Regions from separate parts of the Homo sapiens genome. Here region 1 is linked to region 2. Evidence: chromatin contacts called from ENCODE Hi-C or POLR2A ChIA-PET data. All regions are on one chromosome and are shown on one strand. The core of a region is the stretch at or near the end of the contact, and the rest is flanking DNA. Distances in the headings are between cores, read along the strand shown.

Evidence for each region. Hi-C counts contacts between places; a loop is a spot of excess contacts on that map. ChIA-PET counts read pairs that join two places held with the same protein, here RNA polymerase II (POLR2A). Pooled maps may share reads with other maps.
Region 1: a map of IMR-90 shows a loop between it and region 2 (3-fold over the local background). The contact joins two enhancer-like sites. A Hi-C loop is called at or near these places in 1 of 168 maps with a recorded cell type or tissue (IMR-90) and 2 of 50 pooled maps. POLR2A ChIA-PET finds 5 or more read pairs at or near these places in 1 of 52 experiments (BJ).

The regions. Positions count from the first base shown.
Region 1 is chr11:12,537,101-12,543,075 of GRCh38, forward strand. No RefSeq gene overlaps it. Among named protein-coding and RNA genes, the nearest start is that of TEAD1, 130 kb to the right of the region's middle. Within about 2 kb of position 2,656, at least 7 of the 41 ENCODE cell types and tissues checked have a DNase peak (open chromatin) inside an H3K27ac peak, as active enhancers do.
Region 2 is chr11:12,329,085-12,334,721 of GRCh38, forward strand. It overlaps a transcript of MICAL2 not described here. Among named protein-coding and RNA genes, the nearest start is that of PARVA, 46 kb to the right of the region's middle. RefSeq lists an enhancer at 1,386-1,887. Within about 2 kb of position 1,472, at least 3 of the 41 ENCODE cell types and tissues checked have a DNase peak (open chromatin) inside an H3K27ac peak, as active enhancers do.

The DNA.
Region 1 (5,975 bases), core at 1,406-3,905, 210 kb after region 2:
ACCAATTGCTCCTTCATGAACCATCTGTTTTGCACTGGTCCTCTCCCTCTGTGGACCCCCAACTAGTCCCCTAATCTAGGCCTCATCCTCTCATGCCCAGATATTGCAATGACTCTTAACTAGTTGCAGGGTTTTTTTCCCCATATTTTTTTCTTTCTATGCTCTAAAATCTATCACTATATTAAGAAGTTTCTCTTTAAGCTATCCATTCTGTGTGTATTCCCTGCCAAAACTTCTGGAAACACAGCTAATTTCACATCCCTCTCAATTAATACTAACAGTTGTGTTTATTGAGCACTTACAGTGTACACTTCACACAAATAATCTCCTTTGGTCCTTTCAACAATCCTGTGAGGTAGGTTCTATTATCCCCATGTTATAGGCAAAAAATTAAAAAATAAAAAACATAATGAAGGCACAGAAAGATTTAGTGACATGATCCAGGTTCCATGTCTTGTAAGTGACAGAGCTTTGAGTCCTGGCCACGTGGCTCCAGAGTTGAGGTTCTAGCCGTTTAAACATGGTGTATCTTCAGAACCTTTGGTGGTTCCCACATTTGTTTCCTGCCAGCAGCTGTTCTCCTTTGCCTTGTTTTCAAATGGAACTCCCGAAACAACCAGGCTCTGAACTGATAAGGCTGTCACTAATTCATTTATTCTTCATTTGTTCAATAAATATTTAAACACTGCCTATGATGCCAGATGCTGCGCTAGGCATGGGAGAATCCACAGCAAACAAAACAGACATGCTCTCAGCCTCATGCGCTTATGCTCTAGTGACTTCCAAGCCTTGACACTTCCCTCTGACCCTTGATTCAGATCCAGATGGAACCAGGCTGCATCTCCTTCCAAGCTTTAGCTTGGTCTGACCCTCTCCAACAACAGTCACTGCTAGGATCCTGTTACTTCCTCCTCCGGTTGTGCCTTGCATAACCTGTGTGCTGCCAGAGCCTAGGGTGTTCCAAGAGAGACACATGCTCCGGCTGCCAACCCCCTTTCTGCTCAGGAGACCGCAACTCAGTGATGATCTCCAGTGGAAAAAGACAGACTTGAAATAAATTCTTGTTGGACTCCAGCCATGTACCATGCACAGAAACCTATCCATCATGTAGATGCTAACCTGTCAGGTAGGTGCTATAGTTACCCATTTTACAGAAGAGAAAACAGAGGTTCGCCAGCTGGCTTCAAATCTAGCTCTGTCTGACTCTGAAGTCTTCATTCTCTCCAGGATGTCCTGCTGCCTCCACATTCCTTTAACCCTGGCTCCCCAACACCACACAGGCTAGAGGTGAGGTCATGATCAGTGTCAACGAGGTTTGATTCCAACTGTGAATCAAAATTCCTTTTACCATCACAAATACTGTTTCCTCTTGACTTTATGTATTTATCTAGTTAATTGACGGAGGGGGAGTGGTGGGGCTTTTCTTAACTGATTGCAGGAAACTCTGAAATTAAACAAAGAGGTTTATCCGAACTCTGAAGTTGTTCCATTTCTGTTTGTTTTTAGAGACAGGGTCTCACTCTATCACCCAAGCTAGAGTGCAGTGGTACAACCATAGCTCACTGCAGCCTCAAACTCTTGGCCTCAAGCAATCCTCCTGCCTCAGCCTCCCAAACAGCTAGGACTCGAGGCACATGCCACCCTACTTGTCTAATTCTTTATTTCTATTTTGTAGAGACAGAGTCTATGTTGCTAGGCTGGTCTTGAACTCCTGGCCTGAGCCTCCCAAAGCACTAGAATTATAAGTGCCAGCCTTGAAGTATTCTTTTAAGGGTATGCTCTGTGTCTTTTTATGCGAAACACTTGGTTATTTGGAGTACTCTGGGAAGAGGCACAGGTATGAATGCCTGAGGAAGCCTCACTTCCTCTCCAACAAACAAGTGGCCTGTCTCTGCCCTTGTGGGGACTTGGGGGGCTGTCCTCCTCTGGGTAGAAAGCTAGAGGCAGGTTGAGCTCCCGGCTTCTGGACTGGAGTTGGGGGGAGAGGGAAGGACATGGGTGGTACAGAGGCTGGAGTCTGCAGCACCACCCCAGCTGACCAGTGCTGGGCCCAGGGAAATAGCCAGGCTTGCTGAGGTCTCATAGGCAGGAACACACAAGCTGGTCACAGTTCAGGCAGGTGTACAGGGAAAGGAGGATTCCAGCAGGTAGGGCTAAGCGACAGGCAGCAAGCAGGGCTTGAGATCAGGGGAGATGGCACCACACAGAGGGGGCTGGCCCAGTCTGCCAGCCTCAGACAGGGGACCAGCTGGAATTAGTAGTGGGCTTTTTGAGTCCCATTGGGCAATTGCTGTGCAGGGCAGGTGAAGGCAGGAGCTTAGGCCCGTGAGAGGGATGAGAGAGCCAGGGAGGAGGGTGCTGTCATCAAACAATGTCCAGGTGCTCCAGGTAGATACTAGGTCTTTAATAACAGAACTTTTCCAGGGCTGTTGAGTTATTGCCTGCCTGTGAACCTCTACCTCCCCACACTGCACATCAGCAGATTGGTTCCTGAGACTGTGGCTGGGAACACCAGTAGACCCAGAGACAGGGGACTGAAAAAGCAAGATGACAGCAATCCTGACTTACGGCCTACTTGAGCCCAGAGCCCTGCCTGGAAGCACACGGCTCCACTGGCACAGCCTGTGCCCATATGTGAATAGACTTTACTGAAAGGCTCTGCTTCCTCCATTCGTGACTCAGCTTTACTCACACTGGCTGTTTCAAAAGTTGAAGATGTACATCAATGCATGTTTATAATAAGCCTATGAGATCATTTTACAAAATCAAATTCCAGGGACTGAGAGAAAACAAGTCACAGGCAGCAAGTTTCTTCTCTTGGATTTTCCCAATGTGAAAATCTGCAGTCAGGTTACACTGCTAGAGACTCGACTCAGGGGAAGCCCAGGGGAGAGAGTGCAAGCACATTTTATTAGGATAGCCAGAACCCCTGAAAACTTTGATTTAGGGGCAAAGGGCCTATGTTCAAGCCTGGCATTTGCTAGCTGTCTGATACTGGGCAAATCACTGTACCTCTGAGCCTCTCCGTCGGTAGTGAGGATGTAAGGGGGGCTTGTCACTTGTTGAATCCTGGTTTGATTTTGCCTGGCTCAGAAGTGTCTCCCACCCCGCCATCTTCAGGCCTCTCTCCTGAACCTATGCTCCAACTATGAGAGTAATCATCCCACACCGAGGAGGGCCACTCCACAACCCAGGGCTGGTGAAGAGGCTCAACAATAGTGTGGCTATGGACACTCTGTAAACCTGAAAGCTCCACAGCAGTAGGGGTTCCTAGTGCTACCGTTATTCCTGCAAGCCTTAGGCCAGGGTTGGCAAATAGTACCATGCTTCCTCTGCTCCTCACATATCTATGGCAGACATTACTAATCAACCCAGCACTCTCCCCATTGCCTTTTGACTAGTGATGTCTTTGGGAGAGTGGGAGGGAGACAGGAATATTACAAGGAAAGCTGCTTGCCATTGTAGCCTTGTACAAATTTTATAGCTCAGGATGCCAATACAAGGCTCCAAATAAATTCTTAATGCCCACTCCTGGACCAATCAGTTATGATTGGGGATGGGGCAGGAGGTAAAATATATAGAAAGATAGTAGCTACCACTCAAACTACATATTTACCAGAAGGCAGCATGTTTATCTGCTCAAGATGTTCTGTTTTTAGCCTCCAGAAAAGCCACGTCCCTAGGTTCTGAGGGTAGTACCAAGTCCATGTTAGAGATGAGCAAAGAAGCCCAGATAGGTTAAGTGGAGTGGCCAAAATAACCCTGTAGAAAGGGGTAGAACTGTCTGACTCCAGCTTCCAAGCATCTTACCTTTAGGCAGGAAGGCAAGGGTTCCAAACACCCACGCATTCCCCAGGCAAGCTCACCAAGGCCCACTGACCCCAGCAGCCAGAGGACAGCCCTGAAAAGTGAGGGGCGGGAGTCCTTGGCTATGTTCTAAGAACTGAGAGAAGCATTCACAATGAAATCCAGAAGGCTCTTTGGAGAAGTCTGCAGTTTTGGAACAATCCTGCTAAGTCATAGATGCTTTGAATTCCTTAGCTTTTGCCTTCAGAATTCCTGGCAGCTGCAGACAGTGGATGAGTATTCGTGGACAGACACTGATTTCTCCCCTGCTGGCGAAGGCCAGGGCAGGCCAGGTCCAAGACTGAGAAGCCAGCAGACTGAATCTCCACTCTAGAGAAGTCTAGAAGCAGGAAGGGCTTGTGCAGTGGATGCTGTGGTACCCCCTGCCCAGGTGGCCCTGAGGGCCAAGGCACTCATTCTTCCCTCTCTCCCTACCCTCCACACCCCCAGCTGCCTCCCACTGCATGATAGGCCCTGCTGAAGAAAGATGTGAGCCTATCTCCAAGATGACACGCCCTTGCATGGGCACCCAAGGACTGGTCGGTGCACACAGTCAGTGCATACACTTTCTTCCATCTGGACATCTCTGAAGGGAAGAGGCTCTTTCAAGATCCTCCCTCCAGCCCCAGAGCTCCAGGTAGGAGCAGTTGAGGCCACCCTCACTGCATATCACAGCCTAGCTCCTCACCCTGAGCTCTCGCTCCCTCACTGGTGTTGTTCCTGGGCTCACTCCCCAGTAAGCCACCTGCTCATATACCTCCATCTCAGAACCTGCCTCCCTGAGACCAGAACGGGGGCTGCTTGAAAAGAAAAGAGAAAGAAGAATCCTGGAGGTGGGACGCTCAGCGTTCTTAGAAATAATCGCATCTAGCCCCACCACTGCAGAGGGGAGAGAGTTTGCCCAAGGTCACAGAGCCCGTTGATGGCAAAGCTGGCTCCAGGGACCTCTGACCCCCCATTCCCTCCATTCTTGGGGCTGATATTAAAACTGCTGACATGTTTGAATGTTATTTGTATGTAAGCATTTTCTCTAATCATCACAGCACCCTCTGAGGTAGGTGTGATTAACTTCATGTTTTTACAGATGATAAAACAGCCTCCAAGAAGTTGTAAGTGAGTTGCTCAAGGTTGCACTGCTTGCACGTGGCAGAGGTGGGATCCAACCCAGGTCTGTGTGATTCCCACGCCCACATTCTTTGCACGATGGCACATTTCCTCTGGCTGTTTTGGGAAAGAGGGGGTCTTTGGATTGTTATGAGGCTTCCCAGACCTGCGTGGGTCCTATGCCCTGCTACTCTGAGCATAGAACCAGAGGTAGCAGGGCACAGGGCGTAGTTCCCTCCCCTAAGAGAACCTCAGGGAGGCCCTCTGTGGAGGAGGCACACACTACCGGCCTCAGCGAGCCCCGGCCCAGGTGTGGCCCCTGTGTGGAGCGTCTCCTTTGGCAGATCAAGTTCCCGCTCATTCCTCAGGGCAGCCCTGTTACTCTACATTCCAGCCCAGGGATGCCGCAGCTTTAGGGCCAGGATTTAAACCAAATATCCTGCCTCTCCCCAGGGATGTCCCCAAAGGTGGTAGAAATGTGTCACATTCACACTCTGTACACAAGACTCAGCAATGTTGTGATCCAAGATGTGGCTCACTGAGGAGGCAGGAGGAACCTCTCAGGATGACATACAATGAGGGAGCTATGAATATAAAATTCTCATTGCATATCAGCCAGAACAGGAAAGGAGGCATTCCCTCTGCATAAGTGAGAAAGGGAAATGGGCAGGAAGCCAGGTGGGCCGACCTGCCATCCCTGTGGGCTCCTGCACCACCCCCCACATGCACACATCTCTGGACCCCGTGTACCTCAGCTAATAAAGCCTCTACCTGCAACTTCCACCTCATCCAGTTTCTGAACATACTTGTGGACCCTCAGTGCCCCAATGACATTATTTTACTCAAGGCTAGCAGCTAAGATCCAAGGGGCTGTGGCCCTAAGCAGTGGTCTCTCCCCATTCCCCAACACACCTGAGTCTCTGCCTTGGTCTCCTTGCCTGGCACTCTTGTTTCCCAAAGGAATTATTGCTGCTTGTGGAGCCAACCTGCTTGACTGAGGTTTTCACATCAGGCCCAGCCCCTGG
Region 2 (5,637 bases), core at 222-2,721:
AGCTAAAATAATTTATGTAATATCCATAGCCAGTGCCTGGCATGGAGCAGATGATTAATCAATACCTGTTTGTTTTTTTTACTACAATGCACTGGATTTCCTTGCAAAGATGACCCAAATTTGCTCATTAGAAATAGGCTTATTACAAATATAAAGAGTTTCTTGCTGCCTGGACTGAGAGTCACTGTCCATCTCTACAGCTGCTGTGGGACTTTTGGTAGAATGAACTGCCCTTGTTTGGTGCTTGGTCATATTCCCAGTCCAGAAGGCTCTGGTCCTTGTCTTTGACAATCTGCTGATCTCAGTGAGAGCATTAGAAAAGAAGAGGAAAAACCAGAAAAGCCAGGGCGTGCTTCAGTTTGCCGCCAGCAACACAGGCCAAGAGGTGGCATGGTGGGAAGTGGGGAGCTGTGGGCGCCAATAAGCCAATAAGCCCTGTGTTCAAATTCTATTCCACTCCGCTTAGGCTGAATAGTCCTGGGAAAATCACTTAACCTCTCTGGTCCTAGATTTTTTATCTGAAAAGTGAAGATAATAATCCCCATATTATCAGGTCATTTTGAGAATTAGAAGTGTTGATAGGCAAAGTCTCTACCGGAGTATTGCCTAGGTTGTAGGCATTTAGTAAACACTACTCATATCATTTTACAAAATATTACTAAGTATCCACACACATCTTCTTTTAAAGAATTTGTCTAATTTTTACTGCTTGAAATTTAAATGATAGAAACCAAAATTGTAAAGCATCTTCTGAAAATCTTCCTCATCCCCAAATATGAAAAAAAAAAAAAAAAAAAAAGAAAAGAGAGAGCTAGTTTGAGTTATAGCAAAAGAAATCTGGCCAGCTTGTGATGTTTCGGAGGTGTGCCAAGCCAGACAGAAGATGGATTCCATTCATTCCCTTTATATCCTTGGTAATTTAATTCCCCTGTTAAGTTTATGGGCCTTTTTCCCATGATTGTCCTTGTGTGGGTGACAGATGCAGATCAACAAGGGGCTGGAGACTAAAAGAGTCAAGACGGGAGAGTGGCCTCAAAAGCAACCAAATGGAAGTTTTGCAGACCAGCCACCAAAATTAATATACTCTAACTTGTAATAACATTTGTGCAATAATAATATTCCTTGGTGGTTTAATATTCTATTCAGTCCCTTTAAGAGATTGCCCTGTTGCTTAATGAATGACCAACGCTTATTAGGTTAAGTTGTATTTGAGCTGGCCTGTGCTGCTCCGGTTCAAGTGATTTAATGGGAATTATTTAATAGGTATTATTAGGATAATTAGAAAATGATCACAGTTAGGCAATAATATTGAGCTATAAAGGTTGTGAATAACCAAATTTAGAGACAGACCTGAAAACATGAGTAGTCTGCGACAGTTATGCAAGGCTCCTCTGATAATTATGTAGGCAGCCTGAAAGGGGCTTTTGTTCTGGGAGTTATTCATTAGGCGGGCATTGAATTAGAGGAACATGCGGGGGTGCGGGATGGAGGGCAATGATGGCTGATGAGCAAAATGAGGCTTTGATGAGCTCCTCATTGTCGTGACAACAATTCCTGCTTTCTTTTTTTACAGCAGTCAGAAATAAGCTCTCCCGCCCCCGGGAAGGGTTTTTCCCCATTTTGTCAAGGAAAGGGAAACAAAGGAAAACAAAAATCTAATAATCCACCCCAGATGACAAATCATTATGTTTTGCAGGACGTGGAGAGAGAGAGAGAGAGACAGAGAGAGAGAGAGAGGGAGAGACAGACAGAGAGAGAGAGAGACAGAGAGAGGGGTAGAGAGAGAGAGAGAGAGAGACAGAGAGAGAGAGAGAGAGTGTGTGTGTGTGTGTGTGTGTGTGTGTGTGTCTGTATGTGTGTGTCTGTGTGTGTGATGTCTTTGACAGAGGTAAGAGAGTCCCCTCTTGGTCCTAGCTGCCCAGGTGAAGGACCAGGATATGCAGTAACCTGATTCCTGGGGGCCCTACCACCTTCTGGAAAGAGGCCAAGCCCAGCTCTGCAGCCACTTAGACTCTTATTGGTTGAGGCACTGTTACCTACTGGCTTGTTGCTTGTCAATATGATGATCAGTGTTACATACTAGGGGCATGGAATACCCCAGTCTAGCAAGAGACCACCATTCAAATTTAAATGGTCTGGATAACACAATCTGGGCTTTCTTTCAATACCTGGAATCTGATGAAAACTGAGTAACTTCGAAAGAGAAAGGATTTCTCCCCAGGGGAGGTCGATGAGAATAATTATTCCCTTATAGCTTTACCAGCTTTGGGGAAGATTTACCAGCTAGTTGTCTGCATGGAGCTTCTTGCCTTTTTTGGAGCCAGATGGTTTCTTCTTCCCGGAGATTGAGGGGTTTACCAAGAAAAATTAGGATGCACAAAGTGCCAGCAGGTGGCAGCAGGAGCACACATTATGTGAGAAATGCTAGCGAAAGCCTCTCCAGGACCGGGGAGGTAGCTGAGCTTACACTCCATGGTTTTCACTGCTGCTGAGGACCCGAGGAATAAAAATTCCTGGATAATGTACAGTGAGGTGTCCTGGACAGAGCACAGGCATTAGAATCAGACACTCCTGAGTTTGAATCCCAATGTAGTCCTTATACAATTATTTACTTTTCTGCGAAATTTTCTCATCTGTAAAATTGAATGAATAATACCAACCTCACAGAGGTGGTATGAAGAAAAGATGAAGTGAAATAATGTTAGTAAAGCACCCACAAAAGGGCCTGAAATAAAATAGGTATCCAAAAATATTCCTTCTCTTTTCTTTTATGTCCCTATTATTATAAAACACAGCTGGATGGTCAATGACTTCTCAAATTGTATTTATTTGTTTGTTCATCCATTCACATTCATTTGTAACTATACTCCCTACAAGAGATTTAAGCCGGTTTCTCTAAATATTTGTAATACATGAATTTTGCATGCCTGATCCAAACAAGGATCTCAATGAGGACTCATTGTTATCACTCCCACACCCCCGCCACCACCGCCCCCAAAAAACAGTAATGCAATAAAAGCTGTTCAACAAAGATAGCAGACTATGGGTTTTGAGGCATGCCTCTCTGACACTCTGCCACAATTTGGGAATGGGTTTTAGGAAATAGATATTCTTTAGGTTTCCTTCCATAACTATTTGTTCTCAAAAGGTACTTGAAGGCAGTGAGTTAAAGGTTGTACCCTTTCATCCATCATTAGACATGGCTGGTTGCTGTGCATTCATAAGTCAGCAGAGCAGGGGAAGGGTTGAGATCTTCTGTGATTCTAAAGGAGTCTCTCTAAATACAGGTAGCCATGAACACAGAAACACAGATAATATTATTTTGTCACATAATATAATGGGATATTGTCAGAAAAGGACACCAACCTTATAGATAATGGTCAGGAGTAATAAGACTTCAAAGTGGATGATTAAGCATGCAAGGAACTTGGGTTGTTTGCCACAACTATGTAGGTGCAAAAAGTAAACAACAAAAGTCAGTACATCAGAGCAAGAGAGTTTATTATTCACAGCATAGCAAACAGCAGGAACATCAGCTCGGTAGCCCAAGTTGCCCTGTTCCCAAGTCCCATGGTGTGACATGATGAGCCCAGATGGCACCTGTGCGTGCAGTGAGTTGTCCCATAGCTAGGGAGCCCCAGGAAAAGGACTCAGCAGCTTTTATAGCAAGCAGTAAATGAGCCAATTCCCCTTTCCCAGGAAGCAAGTAGTTGTGCAGTAGTCACACAGTAGTATCCTGACCCCCTTCTTGGAATTCTCTACCTGACTAGTTAGAGGAATGGCTAAGGTTCAGAGGATGGTAGGGCCTTGCAGTTTGGCTCACTCAGCAAAGATGTACAGGGACACTCCTAGTCTATGGAAGACTGGCTCACTCAACAAATACCGACAGTCCGCTTGCTGTATATTCACCTCTGTTTCCAGCTTCACTGGCCACTCTGTAGGAAGTCCATGGCCTCATTGCAAGCCAAATATTGAACAAACGTATTAATGAGAGACTAAAGCTGACCCTTGCAAGTTGTTTTTTAAAAATAAGACAGAAGACAGAAATAAAGAAGAAATGGAAAGGGCAGATGCAACCACAGATACAGCAAAGATTCAAAAAGATAAAAGAATATAACAAACACTTAATCCCGTTAGTTTTTAAATCTGGCAATCTAAGGGTGATTTTACAACTACCATATTGAAAAATTAAAGAGGAAAATCTTATGGTCTTTTCAATAGAAGAAGGAAAATCATTTGACACAATTTAACATCCATTTGCTAAAAACTTTTAGCAAAAAAAAAAAGCAATAGAACAGAATAGAACTTTCTTAATTGAAACATATTTTCCAAAACCATGCGGCAAACATCACTGTTAAATAGAAGCATTTCTTTAAAAATCAGTAATAAAATAATGTTGCCTACTCTTAAGTCTTCTATTTAACTTTGTGCAGGAGATCCCAACCAGTGTGGTAAGACAAGGCAGAGAAAGGCAAGAGGTTTGGAAAGAAAGAAAAAAAATTTTGTTGTTTCCAGATGCTAGGATTGTCTATATGACAAAAACCCCAAAATGTACAAGTAAACTATTAAACATAATATGGACCTAAATAACAGTGACTGGATATAAGCTCAAACTAGAAAAATTAATTGCATTTCAATATCTCAGCATGAAACACCTAGAAAATGAAGTAATAAAGATATCACTTACATTAACATCAAAAATATAAGGTACCTAGGAGTAAATCTAGCAAAAAACATGTACTATCTTATGGAGCCAATTTTAATACTTTTCTGAAAGTCATCAAAGGATCCAAACATATTCTTATATATATGAAAAGTTGATATAAGCCATCAGTAGCATTAGAGATCACAGGAAATAAGTGATTCTGAGACAATTGGTTTCCATAGAGGAAAAAATGAAATTGAGTCTTGTTTCGTACCATACAAACAAATCAATTCCATAAAGATTAAGGACTTTAATGTGAAAATTGAAACTTGAGATGTTAAGAAGAATCTTTTTTTGACCTCAAGTTGTTAGTCAATAGATACTATAAAGGAAATGAAAAGACACTCATTTGGAAAATATACAGTCACACTCTGTTATCCACAGAGGATTTGTTCCAGAACCCCTGAAGATACCAAAATTTGAGGATGCTCAAGTCCCTGATATAAAATGGCGTAGTCACTGCGTATAACCTATGCACGTCCTCTTGCATACTTGAAATCATCTCTAGATTACTCATAATACTGAATACAGTGTAAATGTTGTGTAAATAGTTGTTATACCATGTTGTTTAGGGAATAATGACAAGAAAAAGAGTCTGTGTATGTTCAGTACAGACACAACCATCCTTTTTTTATCCAGAATATTTTCTTTTCTTTTTTTTTAATTTTATTATTATTATACTTTAAGTTTTAGGGTACATGTGCGCAACGTGCAGGTTAGTTACATATGTATACATGTGCCATGTTGGTGTGCTGCACCCATTAACTCGTCAATTAGCATTAGGTATATCTCCTAATGCTATCCCTCCCCCCTCCCCCCACCCCCCCACAACAGTCCCCGGTGTGTGATGTTCCCCTTCCTGTGTCCATGTGTTCTCATTGTTCAATTCCCACCTGTGAGTGAGAACATGTGGTGTTTGGTTTTTTTGTCCT